Regions from separate parts of the Homo sapiens genome. Here region 2 is linked to region 1. A link is a loop called in an ENCODE intact Hi-C map of the cell type or tissue named here. Cell type or tissue: Caco-2. All regions are shown on one strand.

Region 1 (8,000 bases):
CCGAATTCGATTTCTCTTTCTGCTCTTTAGTAGCTAGCCTTATGCTCTAAGGCTTGGAACAAATAGAAAGCATCAGAAGAAATAACAAATATTGCTGTGATTTAAAAACATCCTATTTGACGGATTATTAGGGGAGTGTGCTTATGTGCTTGTTTACTGGCTGTCATTGATTTTTACTCAGCATTGGATAATTTTTAAATTTTCCATGTGGCCATTCAGGCATATTCATTCATTTATTCCTTCTGCCTTCTTTCTTCCTTCTTCCTGTCCTTACCTTTTTTCATTCTTACTTGCCTGCAATTCTTCTTTCCTTCCTTCTTTCTCCTTTCCTTTCTTCTTTCCATGCCAAGCATGGAAACCAAGCAATTGAAGAGTCAAAGATTTAGAAATCAAATTGGAAACATCTTTATTTTTATCATATACTTACTTAAAAAATAGAAACTTTTAATAAATTATTCCTTCTTTTTTTTTCTAATACTTTTATGGTCTCTTCTTACTTTTGCCAAAACTTAGTAGTGCAATCTATTCTTGGGGGCAGGACTGGAGCTATGTTTAATTTATTAATTTTCCTATGCTTTATAATTCCTTGTGAAAATAAGTTAGTTATTTGGGAGCATCTGCATGCTATAGGGCTGTGTTGCATTTAGCCTATAGCCAGGTGAAAAAAACTCCCTCCGGCTCTGTTTAGCTTTCACACAGAGCTTTGGTCAGGGACCTCAAGACAGCTGACCTTCATTTACACTAAACCTTTCCTTATTGGACTCATATTAAAAGGGCCTGCAGTTCCAACTCTGGGGTTTGGCACAAACGATTCTAATTGCTCCTTTATCCAATATTCAGAGATAGGGCTCAGCCATTAGGCCCTAGAAAAGCAATATACAAATATTAGCTTGATGGACAAGGTTAGTAATAAGATACAGCTCTCCTCTGTATGTCACACTTGAGAGATGCAAGAAAGATAGCCATTCCTATTATTGTTCTCACACATTTTATAGCTGGTACATGTTTATATTTCCTGCTTAAAGATTGCAGGGCATAGCTAAAGGAATTTAAGACTCTGGAATTCATACAGCCTGACTCTTTTATGCATTCCTTCAGAAACTAGTTAGCCCTGTTATCAAAAGGAGAAGCATTCTGCCTCTGACAGGCTACTGAGTCAAAATCAGAAAACGGATCCCAATAGTATGTTTCAATACTGCAACCCCAGCACTATCACTCATGAAGACTTTTTATTCGGCCCCCAGAAAAACACAGCTTGCATTAGACAGACTCATGTGTATAAGCCAAAAACAATAGGGGAGTTAAATCCACCACGGAGTTACTAGATCACTGGAGAAATGGAGATGGTGTCTGTAAAAGTAACTTGGTAACAATCCAGGTTACCATTACGAGGATAACATTTCACTAAATGATGGTAAAGACTTAATTCGTAACAAAGAGGAGCCACAACAGCAGAAATCAAAGATGGAAAAACAAACTACTTTCCTCTTTTTGAGCTGCATGCTCTGTTTTATTTACATAAGATATACACCATATTCAGGAGCAAGCCTTCCAGACCCCAGCTTCTTACTTTTGGCAAAGAAAAGTGCGTGTGGACATGTGTGTGTTGCAAAGGTGGCAGGGAGGGAGGATTCTCAAATGTTTCCAGTATATGTTTTCCTTGACAGATTAAATAATAATAGAAAGTTATGACATTAAAAATACATCATTCGAAATAATGTTGACGTGTCTTTTCCTATATACATTTTTTCTTTTGTGGTAGGTGGCGTAATGTTACACAACTTTTAAAAAGTGCAAGGCAGGCTGTGAATTACTTCTTTCAAATCTTTACGTCAAGGGAGCAACTTTTCAAAAGTTATTCCGAAGCCCAGGATTTCTGCTCCCCACACCTAAACCCCAAACCACTTGTGAAAATTCAGCTTTTCAAACAGAGCTTGGCTCTATTACTTCCAGCTGTCTCTATCTTGCCAAGTGTCCTGACACACACATATTCTATCGGTAAATCAACAGAGAAAGAGAAGAGAATGTTAAAAAAAAAAAAAAAAAAGTGGAACTCTAAAAAATGAATATAAAATGCCTAAACATCTCTATTTTCAAAAGGTATATATGCACATACCAAGGTAATTTTCTACAATTATCAGAGTTGTCCTTTTTCACATCTAAGTATTATACTATCACCCCCTTTTTGAGAATGTGTTTTACACACACACACATACATACACACAACACACACACGCACACACATACACACACACACATTGTATTTTTCAAGTGTGATTGAAATCGTTTACTTTATCTGACCTCATGCCATTTCTATGAACTGCTACCTAACTTGAGTCCTATAGACGAGACTTAGTGCAGTCCGTGGAGAAGCATGGTGACTCAAATCATATGCGGCCTCCACCTTCATCTCTCCAGCTGTAGAATCACTGTGTGCCGATATCTACAGTGACATTTTCAAAATTAGATACTCTATATGGGGGAAAGCATGGGCCCCAACTCACAAGGACAAAGCAAGGACTGCTTGGTATTTTATTTCTGTGGCAGGTTATTTAGGATACAAGGGGCACTAATTGGCACCCTCCCAAGCTGTGACATTTGTGATCTGCTGCCAAAGGGCAAGAGAAAGATGTGTAGCTGCCTTTTCTTCCTTGTGTGCCATCAAACAGATACCAAAGCAATCGTCTCCATTCTGACTCTGAGAACTCTGGGACAGCTTAGCTGACAGACTTAACCATTTCCCCACTCCCCCATCCCATCATTTTGAAGGGGGCAGTTTGAGTTTGTTCAAATGTGGTGTGGGCAAAATCACTTCAAGTGGAGGGGTGCTTAGGGAAGAGGGAGAGATATCTACTTTGGCTTGTAATTGTGTATTAGCTTGGTGCAAAATGAATGGCAAAAGCCGCAATTACTTTTGCACCAACCTAATACGTAGACTTCTGAACTCCCATCTCCTCTGGGCCTTATGCCTGCCAGACAAGCATTTTCCCCCAGGCTGTTAAGAGGTATTGACAATGGCACATTTTAAACTCTAGGGGGAGCTCCTGGCACCCACTTACCAGGAGGTCACTATGGTAAAGGTGGAGCTCAGTATGCTAAGTAAATGGGGTTAGAAGTGAAACTTCTCTGATAATGGTGATGCTCTTGACTTTTCAGGTTCTTCCTTGTTGCTTTCTCTGAACTTCTGCATGGTATGTGCTTTTATAACCCTATTGATTTAGCCTTTTCTCCTTTACAACCGGTCACATAAGTTAGGGCCGGCGCAGCCTGCTGTTTGGGAGGGTTCCCATCCTGTCAACCATGAAAAGCGCAAGGTAACCAGAGAATAGGGCTGGAATGGGATGCTTATCCAAACTCTGCCCTAGTCGGAGGGACATAGATCTTGTCCTCTTTTCCATGTCTTCCTGCTTGCTTCCTCCTCTGCTTTTCTTCCATTGGAGTGGAAAAATCAAGAAAGCCTAGAAAAGAGCTGGCCTAAATTCCAGCCCCTAATTCTCAGATAGCAAAAGAATGCTGAGGGTTACAAGGTCTTACCAGTTTTCCAGTATGAATACGGGATAGGGATTTATAGTCAGTCCCAGAAAGAGGATGTCTTGTTTGTGGGTTCCTGTGTTTATATCCCAACAACCCAGTGCACTGGTAAGTGTTGAGAAATGATTCAAGGATGTGGAATCATCTTGAAGTCACTGTAGACACCTGACCAACAGCAGTCATAGGCCACTGAGGGAAAGAATGCTGGTGTCCTATCACTGCAGAAGCTCCAAGTGGCAGCCTACTATGAGTTTAGACTGACTTACGGAGATAATAAACACTTTTATGACTGAGCCAACCAGATGTTGGAATGGTGGAATCCAGTAACAGATTAACCTAACTGAATCTAATTGCTGCACATTCAGACTGAGTGATTGATGCTCCACTGATCTTGCATATAGCCAAAATATTCATCTACTGCACGACAGCTGATTCTGCCCATACTTGTTGACATGGCACGTTTGACTTTAGTCACATGTCCATATATTTTTCTTCTTTCTCTCTGATAATAGAAATCATGTGCTTCTCATCTTTGTATCATCCACGATGTCATGAATAAGTGACCAAAAATTATTTATTGAATAAAAGACATAGCAATTTATGTGCACAAATAAAGAGAGTGCTAATCTGTTTTGGACATGTCTAACTATGCAGATGGCAATTACCTCTAGAAGGTTCACTTTAGGTGTAAGAGATAGAAGTCCAAAAGTTTAGGATTTGAAGAGTGTGTAGGGCCTAGAGGAGAAATTAGAAATTTGTACTTGTTTTACTTTTGTCTTTTCTAATGTATTATCTTTTAGATCTTTCCTACTTGAATGAATTCCTCGCCCAACATTATACAAAATGAGATAATGCAATTATCAGGCCAATTAACAATAATGCAATAATTATAGCAGTAATATTAGTTGTAGCTTTAGTGTTACAACAGTAAGACTTCTGTGCATTTTTCTATGCATTTTACTCATATTAACATATTTAATTCCCATAACAACCAACCCTGTGGAAGACAGCATTTGTATGTACTGTTATACTTATTTTATGAATGAGAAAACTAGGGCAGAAAGGGAGTAGATGAATTACTCAAGGCAACTATGTAAAAAAAAAAAGAGCTAGGAAACCACAAAAGTCAAAGTCAATAAAATAGACTTGTGGCATTCACACTTTTAGCACTTATGAGTTTACATCTTGATTATTAATCTGAAAATCCATGATGTAGTAAGGTATAATTTTGCAGATGCCCAAATGTTAATAGTGTCCACTGCAAGGCTGACATAGAAATAAGTCACCCAGCTAGTTAGTGAACCTAGTCATCCACACAGCAGCCACTTCTTAGAACACTTTCTTTATTCTCTTTTCGATCTTTTCTATATTACTGACTGTGGCAAAGTAAACTTTTCTGTTCTCCTGTGAAATAAAAAAAATACACTAAACAAAATACAAAAGCTTAGTGTGAAAGATGAAAAGAATTAACTTGTAATGTGAATATATGCATTGAAAGCACATGACTCTCATTGGAAATAGAAACCAAGAAAAGCCAGAACTAGCACTAACATTTCTAAACTCATATTTGGAATTTATTAAAGCTTATGAGAATTATCCTTTGTGACTATAAAGGGCCTACTGAACAACAGTCTCATAAAGAAAAGGCCTTTTTTGATAAATAATCATGGAGTATGTGATCAACACTAGCAGGTGAGTGCTTGTTTCTGACATCAGTGTCTAGGAATCAGAACAATGGGTTGCTTATCAAATGCTGTGAGCAAGGTTCTGGGCCAAGTATAAAATGTAGGTAAGCAGAGCCAGACCTCCCATGGCCACGCAATAAGTCTGACTCCAACTATCTCATTAGCTTCATGGGGCTGCCATCTCCACCATTACAACCCTGGTTTATTTAGGCTCTGTTTCTGGAAGGCTCTTACTAAAATGCAAAGTAATTAGGAAAAGATAAAAAGCAACCGAGAACCAAGTAAGCCATTCCCATAACCATTTATGAAATTATCTTTTCATTAGTGCTTCAACAGAAAAGGAAATTTATAGAGATCGAGATGGGACCCATCATTATGGAGCATGGGCCACATGGGGGTGAGCACATATCCAGGAATAATCTCGAGTGGAGGTGCCTGGAAGAAGCCTCAGGACCACTGGAGTTGAAAGATGACAAGACATAATGGGAGGATGATTGGATTGAAAGCGGAGTCACTGATACACCACTTTCCAGGTGCCACCTCTTTGCATCATATTGACCCTGTTAAGTTTAATATGATACAGGTAAGGCTGACAGACAGAGCTGAGAGCCTGGATTAAAAGCATAAAACCCACAAAGCCGAATTTAATGAAGCAAACTTTTGCCAACGACCCTGGTGTTTGGTACAAACCTGATAGCTTTCCTAGTGCAAGTTCTGGGTCACAGAGCATATGTTGGCTAGCATCTACTCTCATTCCCGATTAATTATAGATGCTGGATCTATAAGATCCTTTGTTAGAAATAACTAAATAATAAATGCCTATAAAGCAGTTTGCGTGCTGTGCTTAATAAGAACAAACTCCACAGAAATCCAATTTAAACACTTATTGCTTTTTTGAGCCAGAATTAAATTGGATTTGTGTTTCTGAACTCTTTGGCATCAACCATTGCATGGGTGGATTTGGCACAAGGACCGCCTCTGGGGCCAGCTGTGCAGAAATGTTGTTTGCCTCAGAAGTTGGTGTTTACCAAATATGGCCTCTGGAACAAACCAAAAACCCAACCATTTTCAAATTTTCAAAGGGTGTCATGAAGTTCTCAAAGATATTCTCCAAGCAAAAATAATTTGTATTCACTTCAATTTCAAAAAGTAATAAACAGTACCCTCTAAGAGAAGAGATTATGCCAAGAGCAGATAGAAAGGCTAGGATGTCCAGTTCCATAAGGATAAGAAGATCATTGTCAGGTGTGCTGATGACACCAACATGGTCAATAATGTAGAGTTTTCAGTCTTCTGAAAAGGTGTGGAATGGCAAGCGCAAGGGGTTCTCAGGTTTCACATGTTATATGCCTTGTTTCTCCTATTTTAGCATCTTTTGCATACTAGGTTGTATTTTAATTCATTGAAAAACAAAAAAAAATTGTGCTATCCAACATCAGTGGTGCAGATAGGCAGTATCATGAACAGAACTGCTGAACAGTCTTTAGACAACACTGTGAAATTTGTTTTCCTTTATTTTATAAAAAGTGAGTGGAAAACAGAAAAAAAATTAAATGTATATTTATAAGTTCTATGACCTGAACACAGATGGTCATTTTCAGGTGAGCCTAGAGCAAGGAACTTGCTCAAATCAGAAGCACTTTGGATTGACTTTGCTGTATGTGTGTTTGCCAAGCGAAAGAATATACTGCAATTAAAGAAGATAACAAAAGTGTGAGAGAAATGACAAAGAAAGGCGGTAGTATGGAGAAAAAGGAGATCAGTTGCTGGAAAGCAGCATAATTTTTTTTCAGAGACTCAAAAGCAGAGGGGTGTCCTGCTCCACGGAACTGTTGATACAATCTGGTATACATTGTCATTTATCAACAGGAAAGGAGGTTGACGTTCAGCTTTCTCATGACCATTTATTTTTAAGAAAACCTGTTTGGATTCCATTAAAGCTGGCATTGCTGAGCCCAGCCAGATTTCCTACACATTCCCTACTTAATTCCTTTATACAAACCAGAAGCAGCAAGTCCTTCCCCAGATCCAAATCATGACCCTTTATCTACTGATAGTCACATCAAGTAAGCAGAGAGAACTAGAATTTAAGGGAAGCTATTGTCTTACAATATTAACATTTGTTATCTAAATTTAATAGTGAATTATTATTTTTAAATAGTCATGGGTATGTTTCATAGCATCCAATGGGGAAGAAGTAAGTCTATTTATGTATACCATAATTAAGAATTACAAAAGATATGAAACTATTTTAGAAGCAAATCTTCTGCTCAAATTTTGTATATGTGACATCTTTGGGTTATGGAAAGCATTCTTGATAAAGAAACACACAGTCTTAAATGGCTTTGCAATAATACACACCCAGATTTTTTTCCAAGCCTATAAAGGACATTGTGGCTTCCTCCCCAAAGATCCCCTCCTCAAAAAGTAGACCCTAATTTGTCTAAGCCAATCAGAGTGGTACTATCTTTCTTGACACAGAGATTGGTTAAGAAATCGCAGGCCTAAACTAATTGCCACATAGCAACCTAATGACTTCTGTGAGTCACTCAGAAGTGGCCCCAAGTAAGGCAAAGCTTAGGACTTTCAATGGGATTTTGGAAACAGATGTTTTCTCTGTGTCTGGACAGTGAGAGTTGAGGCTATGAGATTTGGAACAACTGCAGGCAAGGAATAAAATGAGTGAGCTCTGTCATAATTCACGACTCTGGAACTTGCATGGTCTTTACTGTGTTTGCTCTTGGAGCGCTCTTGAAATTTTAAACTTACCAACTGACTGCTCAG
Region 2 (8,000 bases), 170 kb after region 1:
GAGACAATGAGGTGTCATGTCTGATCTTGCGATCACCCCTTCTCCACTGTATTCTACTTGTAACCTCTAGCACATGCACAGTAGAGAAATGTTCTATAAAATAGCTAATTAATTGGGGAGGAGTTGGGGAGCTCACTGGCTGTCAGCACGACGGTAACATAATATTTCACTTCGGGGAGTATAAAGGTCATCTAGTCCAGGCACACATTGGCATGCACACCTGGCTCACTAGACAAGACAGCAATCTTGAAATAATAATAAACTGCTGCTAGTGCCGCTGCTGTTAGCATTTACTGAGCAATTATTATGTATAAGTCACTCTACTTAGTAGCATTTATCTGTGTTACCTCGTTTAATTTTCATAAGAATACAATGGAAAGTAGAAGAGAAAAGAAAAAGGAAGATGAGTTGCTCTGTAAATGGACAGCAATGTAATTGGACTTTACTGTATTGAGGGAAAGAGGCAAAGATAATTTGTTGGGAGAAAAGCTGAGTGTTGGGACAGAAGTTGAGGTAGGGCTTGCATATCTGCTAGACTTGCTGGCTCCTTGCTTCTATCACTCCCATTAGCTCAAGTAGCCATATGTTTCTCATTCACTTGATACACTGCTTCCTTTCAACCCCCACATCCTCACTACCTGTTTCTTTGGCTCCCAGAGCTCGGGACCTTCGTAGCCTCCCCACTCGTGATGGCTCCCTGGTCCCACTTTCTCTCTCAAACTTTTTCTCATTCCTTTGACTCCGGTGGACTTCGTCGCCCCCATGACCTGGTGTTGGGTCTGATCACCTCAACAGAATTAATTTGGATTTATATTGAAAACTCCCAAGGCCAGGTGCGGTGGTTCATGCCTGTAATCTTAGCATTTGGGGATGTTTTGGCAGGAGGATTGCTTGAGCCAAGGAGTTCTAGACCAGTCTTGGCAACATAGAGAGATCTTATCTCTACAAAATTAAAAAATAAAAATCACCCAGGCACATGCCTGCAGTCCCAGCTACTCAGGAGGCTGAGATGGGAGGATTGCTTGAGACTAGGAATTGGAGGCTGCATTCCAGCCTGGGTGACAGAGTGAAACCCTGTTGAAAGAAAGGAGAAAGAAAGAAGGAAAGAAAGAAAGAGAGAAAGAAGGGAAGGGAAGGGAAGGGAAGGGAAGGGAGGAAGGAAGGGAGGAAGGAAGGAAGGAAGGGGGAGGGAGGAAGAAAGGAAGGAAGGAAGGAAAGGAGGAAGGAAGGAAGGAAGGAAGGAAGGAAGGAAGGAAATGCCAAGAGGTGTGCAAAGTATGGTGTGACTTTGTCATGCAGTTTTAATAGACTCAATATAACCCAGTAAGGCAGTTTGGACTTGCATCTGCTTGAAGAGAAAGTAATGATATGCTGTGGTGGGCATGGGTGGGAGCCTAGGCTATTCTTAGAAGCCAAACCACCTCTGGCTTCCACAAAAAATAAATCAAACCTTGAAAACTCCCTTCAAAATGTATATAATATCTCCCATTTTACAGGAGAGGAAAAGTGGCTCGTGGAAGACTCAAGCAAGGGACAGGACCAGTATACCAGCCCACACCCCCTCCATACCCTAGCCTGGAGCCTGGAACCTGGCATGTTGTTGGTCCTCAGAATGGATGGAACATACCAGAAAGCCTCTATGTCAGACACTCCAGTCTGGATGTTACACGGTTTGAAACCCCAAAGAAAGGAAATCAGATTGGAAGCCCCTGTGGGCAGGGAGCTGTTTCAGAGCACCAAACACATGGCCTTCTGCATAAGCTATGCCCAGAGGACCCATGGAATTAGATGTGCTACCCTCTTTCTCAGGTGACAGCACCCATTCTACCATTTAATGTCTTCATTGCAGAGTGTGTGTGGGGCCCAAGGAATCTCTTGAGAAGGTAGAAAAGCTGGCAGTTCTGATGGCTCAATTACACTTGAACATTTAGGTACCATCACTCTGGACATGACTGGAGCGTGTAAATTTGTGGCCCACTGGCTCACTACAGAACTTTTGTGACATCGCTTCTTTCCCCATGGTCCTGTCTTACCCCTTCCTTTATTTTATTCAACTTAGCACTGATGTCCCTAGCAGGGCCTCTAGAATTAGTCATAATATAAAAAGGGAAAAGGGAAATTCTGTACTTCTTCTCATCCTCATCTCTTCACACCATTCTTTCATTTCACTTGACATTATGTGTGCCAAAGCAAATGATACTCCATAAATTCTACTATATTCAGCTTTGGTCTTGAGACACTTTTTCTTTCATTTATTTAAAAAACTGCAAAACATGAAGTTTTCCTTTCAAGTTGTGTTTCCTCTGCTCTGCAAAACAGGTATAAATGAACTGCATTTTTATAGGACACAAGGTTACAATCTATGCAAGCTTCATCAGCTCCTCAAACTTATGAGCTCCAGTGTCTATTTCGGAGGGTATTTTTGAAATCATCTTTTGCCTAAGGAATTATAATAATGACTGGAGAAATGGTTCGTGAAACAAATTCTATTCTATGCAAGCTGTTCCTGCTACCCCTGGATAAGTCTTCTGAGACAGGAGATGAAAGATCTCATAGAATCACCTGGAATAGGGTTTTTAGAAATTCTTTTTTAAAAGAACATTTTCCCTACAGGGGTAATCAAAGGAGTTCATTGAGGACATCACATTTGAATAGAAAAGGCGTATATTGGGATCTACTGAGAGATGAAAATGCAGTTTCTGCTTATTGAATGGGTGGCATTCGATGGTGCATAGTCCTGGTAGCTAGTGATCTTTCCAAACATAAAGCACACCATGTCACATCCACGCTAGGAGCCCCCCAGTGGGGCTTCCTCTGCACTATGGGCAAAATCTAAACTCCTCACCTTGGATTGCAGGGGTCTTTTGCTGCTCTTATCACTACCTGAAATGATGTCCGTTTTGTTTGCTTGGTTATTGTGTGTCCACCCTGCTGGAATTTAAGCTCCATGAGACAGAGCTCTGTCTGTCTTGTTCTCCTTTCCACCTTCGGGCTCAAAGCAAAATAGGTGCTCAACATGGTGTCATGCCACATTTGGGAACATGAGAAATACCTGCCTGATCCTGTGTCCTAGGAGGCTGCCTAGCATCCTGCAGTGATTCTGTGCCACCTGAGGCCTATGAGAATAAGCCCTCTCACTGGAGGGCAGGATACAAACTTCTGTGCTGCTCTCTGGAGTTTCTGCTGGCCTAGACACTCCATGCACGTGACCTTGATCAACTTAAAAACACGACCTAGGAGAATGACAGCTAGGTCCCCTTGGCTTGGGGTTTTGACAAAGGCCTGTGTCCTAGGATCCCTAGACTAGGACAGACTGAAGGACCCCTTTCAGGGACACAGCACCAGACAGGGTCTCTTAGCTTTGTTACTGACTCCCAGGATGTAAACCACTTGTGTCTCATGGAGCTTTTATGCTCTCACAGGCACAGACAGGTGCATGATTCTCCAGAGGCAGGCATGCTGAACACGTCATCACCGTCTCAGCAGCATTCACCCTTATTATCTTAGTGTAGAAGAAAGAAAGATAGCCCTCAAATCCCCTGACTATTGGCTTTTGCTCTTCAGTGATAGTCAAGCCCCCTGAAGGCCTGAGTTTGTAAACTGCCCTCAAAATTCTAGGAATTCCTCTGTAAAACTTCTCAGTGTTCAGCTCCCCTGAGGTGAACATTTGGCATGGAGAATCTTTCCTTTTCATGTTTGAATCTTAAGACAGACCTTGGCCATGACACTCTATTCTGAGTTCTGTCTGACTTCATCCGCTGGTAGCACGTGGAATCTGCCTAAAAAAGGGTGGTCCAGTGGGCAAGACTTCTATTCTATGGTTTAGATAGGGTATACAATGGCAGCCACACTATTGCTGATTGAGACAGAGATGAAAAGAATTTGAAGGACTAAGATTATGATTAAAAATAATACATAATTGGATACAATTTTGTGATTAAAAGTACATTATATGATATAATTAAAATCTGCTGGAGGACATCATCCTAAAACTCATTTTCAAAGACATTCCAAAAGATATCAAGTGAGGCATTCCTAAAATTCCAGTGTTGAGTCAGAGGACATAGCTTCAAGTCTGACATGAGCAGTAACACCATTAGACTCTTGTGACACCTTTTTTAGATCACTTTCTGAGAGTGCTGGATTAGATAAGTGTTCCCAATTCTTCGCTTATCTTTGCCATCTGAATTTGCAGAGCCTGCCACCCTGGGTGGAACATATTTCCCTGCCCCATCAATGTTGACTTTGGCCATCTGACTTGCTTTAGTCAGTGGTATGTGAGCAGATGTGAAGTTTTAAAGTGTTTGCTGGTATGGAAAGAGAATGTCCGAGATAACTACTGCCCTTTCAGACAGGTACCTGAAATGAAAAAGAAGGAAAAGACCTGTGCCCAGCAGAAGCCAAGAGTCCAGCTTGGTTAGGCCAAGCCCAGTCTTGATCAGTTAAACCACAGCCAACCCGCAGTCTTGTAAATAAGACAATACATGCTATTTGCTGTCAGCTACTTGGTTTTAGAGGTTGTTTGTAATGCGGAAAAATATGACTGATACATTGAGTGAGAACTAATGCTGCTGGTGAACACACAATGTTTCAGAAATCCCTCTGAGGATATACAACACTTGAAGATGGTTTTCATTCCTATCTAGGTCTTTGCCACCTTTGGAATCTGGCTTCAATTACTGACTATCTGTCCAAGGTAAAAATATTCTCTGCATAATAAATCCTTCATACCAATTTGATGAATTCAAAGAGAGCTGAGATCTGGTTCAAGAGAAACCCTGGCTTTAGAGTCAGACCTACCAGGCATTGAATCCTTCCCCTGAAAAGTACAATCTGAGTGAGCAAAACAGGTCTCTATTCCTCAATGTCTTCACCGGTAACATATAAGAGGGGATAAGTCTACTCTCTCTTGTTGTGAAGACTAAACTGCACAAGTCACAAGCATTTTGCTCCCCTACAGGTCTTCTTGTTAGCCCTCCTTCCCTAAATGTATCTTATTTGCTTAGTAAGGAGAGAAAGCTGAAAGATATAAGAAAGCCTAAAGGTACAGGAATGCTGTTGTGCACAGTAGGCCTGGAAAACCAGGTGGGGGCTCCATGCTCTTCAATGTGCCACAGAGTGATGACTGGAAGTATAGGTGGGCTCAATTTTTAAGATCAAGTATGGATTCACTATCCCCTCTCTGCCCCTGGAACTTGACATTACCTACCTTTTTTTTTCAGATTCTCTTCCTGAGGAAGAGGAACTGATAGTAGATGAACAGATTTCAACAAAACTGTCTTGTTTATAGCCAAACCTCTGAAGAAATTATAAAATACATGTCATTGTCTATAATATCAACTCCCAAAGGAAACTTCTTAAACTCCCCAAATTGCTATACAGTGGATTTCACCACATCCTAGTAATATGGATACGTTTCTTTAAATCATCTAAAATGAATTTAGAATGACCTGAGTAATCGACTGCGATTCATGCAATAATTGCATACAAGATCTTTTACTATTCTACCTAAAACATCCCCTTGGCTGGTTTTGGATTTCTAAGTTTTACCCATACATAAGTTACTGCTCCTGAAAATGCCTAGAGAAATGTAATTGGAAGTGATGCATGTACCATTTCCCTCAAACAGACAGAACCTGGCTCATTCCTCTTAACCACAGCAAGGCACTTGGGGTATAGCAAGTGTTTGACGAATGACAGGAGAATGAAGAGACCAAATAAGCCACAGAATTTTAAAGGAGGAAAACTGCATTTTAAAATGCACATTTCCCACAGCAGGCATCATTGTTCGTCTTAATAATGAATGACAGTATTTCACAAACAATGAGCTCTGGACCAAGTTTGTGGTAGAATAAGGAAACCCCAGAAAAGGCATATTTCTCATCAAAAATCAATCTGTTCTCCTGCTTGAGCTGTAGTAAGCAGATACAAGATAGCCTGGAGTTGTAATGTGCCAGGAAAACCTGCTGGGGCAGGAAAAGAAGTTCAGGATGTGCTCATAGTAGAAATAACTATCCATTTAAACACAAATGTTAGAGATTTACTTTGATGGACCTCTTTGGGAAGGTGGAGCTTTTGTGTAGATTGAAGCAATTCCTCAGGGAAAAATCGAGTCGATGTTTGCTCAGTATTTCACTTATGAACATGTGACATTTTTCTTCTTACAAAGTAACAGGCCTTCATTTTTGTCCCTAGGCTCAAAGAAAATGAAGAGTCAGGAGGATGACAAAATGAGAGCCAGCACATGATCTTTTTCTTACTTTCCTAGACATCCTAGATAGTGAGAATAACAATATATAGGCGGTTCAACATGCAAGGAGTTTGGAAGATGTCACTCTGTCCTAACACATGTGCCAACACGTGAACAGCTAAACCAACTAAAAGAAAGCAACAACTTTCTTTAGATCCTTCGAAGAAGTGAGGTCACAGAGCAAACTGCTGTCCCCAAAACTGGAGAGACAGACAGGTGGGTACAGAGAATCACAACTTATCTGAGCAGAAATCCCTTAGCAGAAGCCTCCGCAGGAACGAGTACTGGAGTAGAAAAGCCTAAACTCTAACTGACGGATTACTAGAGGCTCCATGTGGACCAGTCTGAATGATGGAAACTCCAAGGGGATCCATTCATCCAGGGCTATCATGCTTTTGTGAGTTTTTACCTCCAGGAGCTGGACCAGGTTCTCACAATGAATATTAGAGAAAAATCCCCTCATGCTTCCAGAAGTGGGAAGGGAAAAAAGAAGAAACATCTTGAAACATGCCACAGCATTCTGTGTGTCATAATAAGGCCTGCCTTCAAGAGAAAATATTTCACCTGAGCCTAAACTATTGGGGTTCTATCAGATCCTAACCAACCTGGGGAAAGGGAAATACTCAACTCTAGCCCACTCTAGCCTTCCAGATAGAAGAAAGGAAATGCCTAATTCCAGTTTACTCTAGCCCTCTTGCCCCACCTAAAAGAGGTGGAGGACCTAAGAAACACTTGAGATGTTCACAGTTCAGAGGTACAGGGTTGCCAAGAGACTGAGATCTAATCACATAACTATATAATACTTCCCCTCCCCTGACATCTAACCACCACATGACTAAAGGCTTATTTATTGTCGTTCTTTTTTTTCTTCTACGTAGTACATTATGTTTGGCTGTCAAGAAAAACTTACAAGACTTACTAAAAGAAAAAAGCAAAAGTTTGAAGAGACAGATCAAGCATCAGAATCAGATATGGAAGGAATATTGAAATTATCAGACCAGGAACTTAACAGCATCACAATGGAGGTCCTAGATAAAGCAGCAAGACAAGAAAAATAAAATAAAATAAAATAAAATAAAATAAAATAAAATAAAAGGCATAATGATGGGAAAGAAAGAAGTAAAATTGTCTTTATCCATAGATGACATGATTGTCTATGTAGGAAATCCAGGTTTGACCCAAAAATCCTGGAGAAAATAAGCAATTATAGCAAGATTGCAAGATAGAAGGTTAATATACAAAAGTCAAACATTCTCCTATGTACCAACAATAAACTAGTAGATTTTGAAATTAAAAACAAAATACCGTCTATATTAGCTACCTGAAAATGAAATACTTAGGTGTAAATCTAACAAAATATGTAAAAGATCTATATGAGGACAACTCCAAAACTGATAAAAAAAAAATCAAAGGAGAACTAAATAAATGAAGAGATAGTCTATGTGCATGGATAGAAATACTCAATATTGTCAAGATGTCAGTTCTTCCCAACTTTTCAGTTGGAAAGAAGAATCTATATTTTCAATGCAATCCCAACCCAGATTCCAGCAAGTTATTTTGTGGATATAAACAAACTGATTCTAAAGTTTATGTGGAGAGATAAAAGCCCCAGAATAGCCAACACAATATTGGAAAACAGTCAGAGGACTGATATTACCTGACTTCAAGACTTACCATAAAGCTTCAGTAATCAAGACAGTGTGGTATTGGCAAAAGGATGGAGAAATAGATCAATGGAAAACAATACAGA

What was found. Peaks named below come from ENCODE experiments on the same cell type or tissue, not always from the same donor. Only the 100,000 strongest peaks of a DNase experiment are listed, where the experiment ranks them.
Region 2: a loop joins it to region 1, with 7 times the contacts of the local background. A loop is called at or near these places in 3 of 110 quality-filtered maps.

What each region holds. Positions count from the first base shown.
Region 1 is chr20:15,649,364-15,657,363 of GRCh38, reverse strand. All of the region lies in intron 8 of MACROD2 (mono-ADP ribosylhydrolase 2), which reads right to left. Among named protein-coding and RNA genes, the nearest start is that of MACROD2-AS1, 720 kb to the right of the region's middle. In Caco-2, a CTCF peak has its summit at 3,029 (motif pointing right); a DNase peak (open chromatin) is centred at 3,013.
Region 2 is chr20:15,483,388-15,491,387 of GRCh38, reverse strand. The region is part of intron 7 of MACROD2 (mono-ADP ribosylhydrolase 2); the gene reads right to left. Among named protein-coding and RNA genes, the nearest start is that of MACROD2-AS1, 560 kb to the right of the region's middle. In Caco-2, no CTCF peak of the experiment used is centred here; DNase peaks (open chromatin) are centred at 3,477 and 4,217.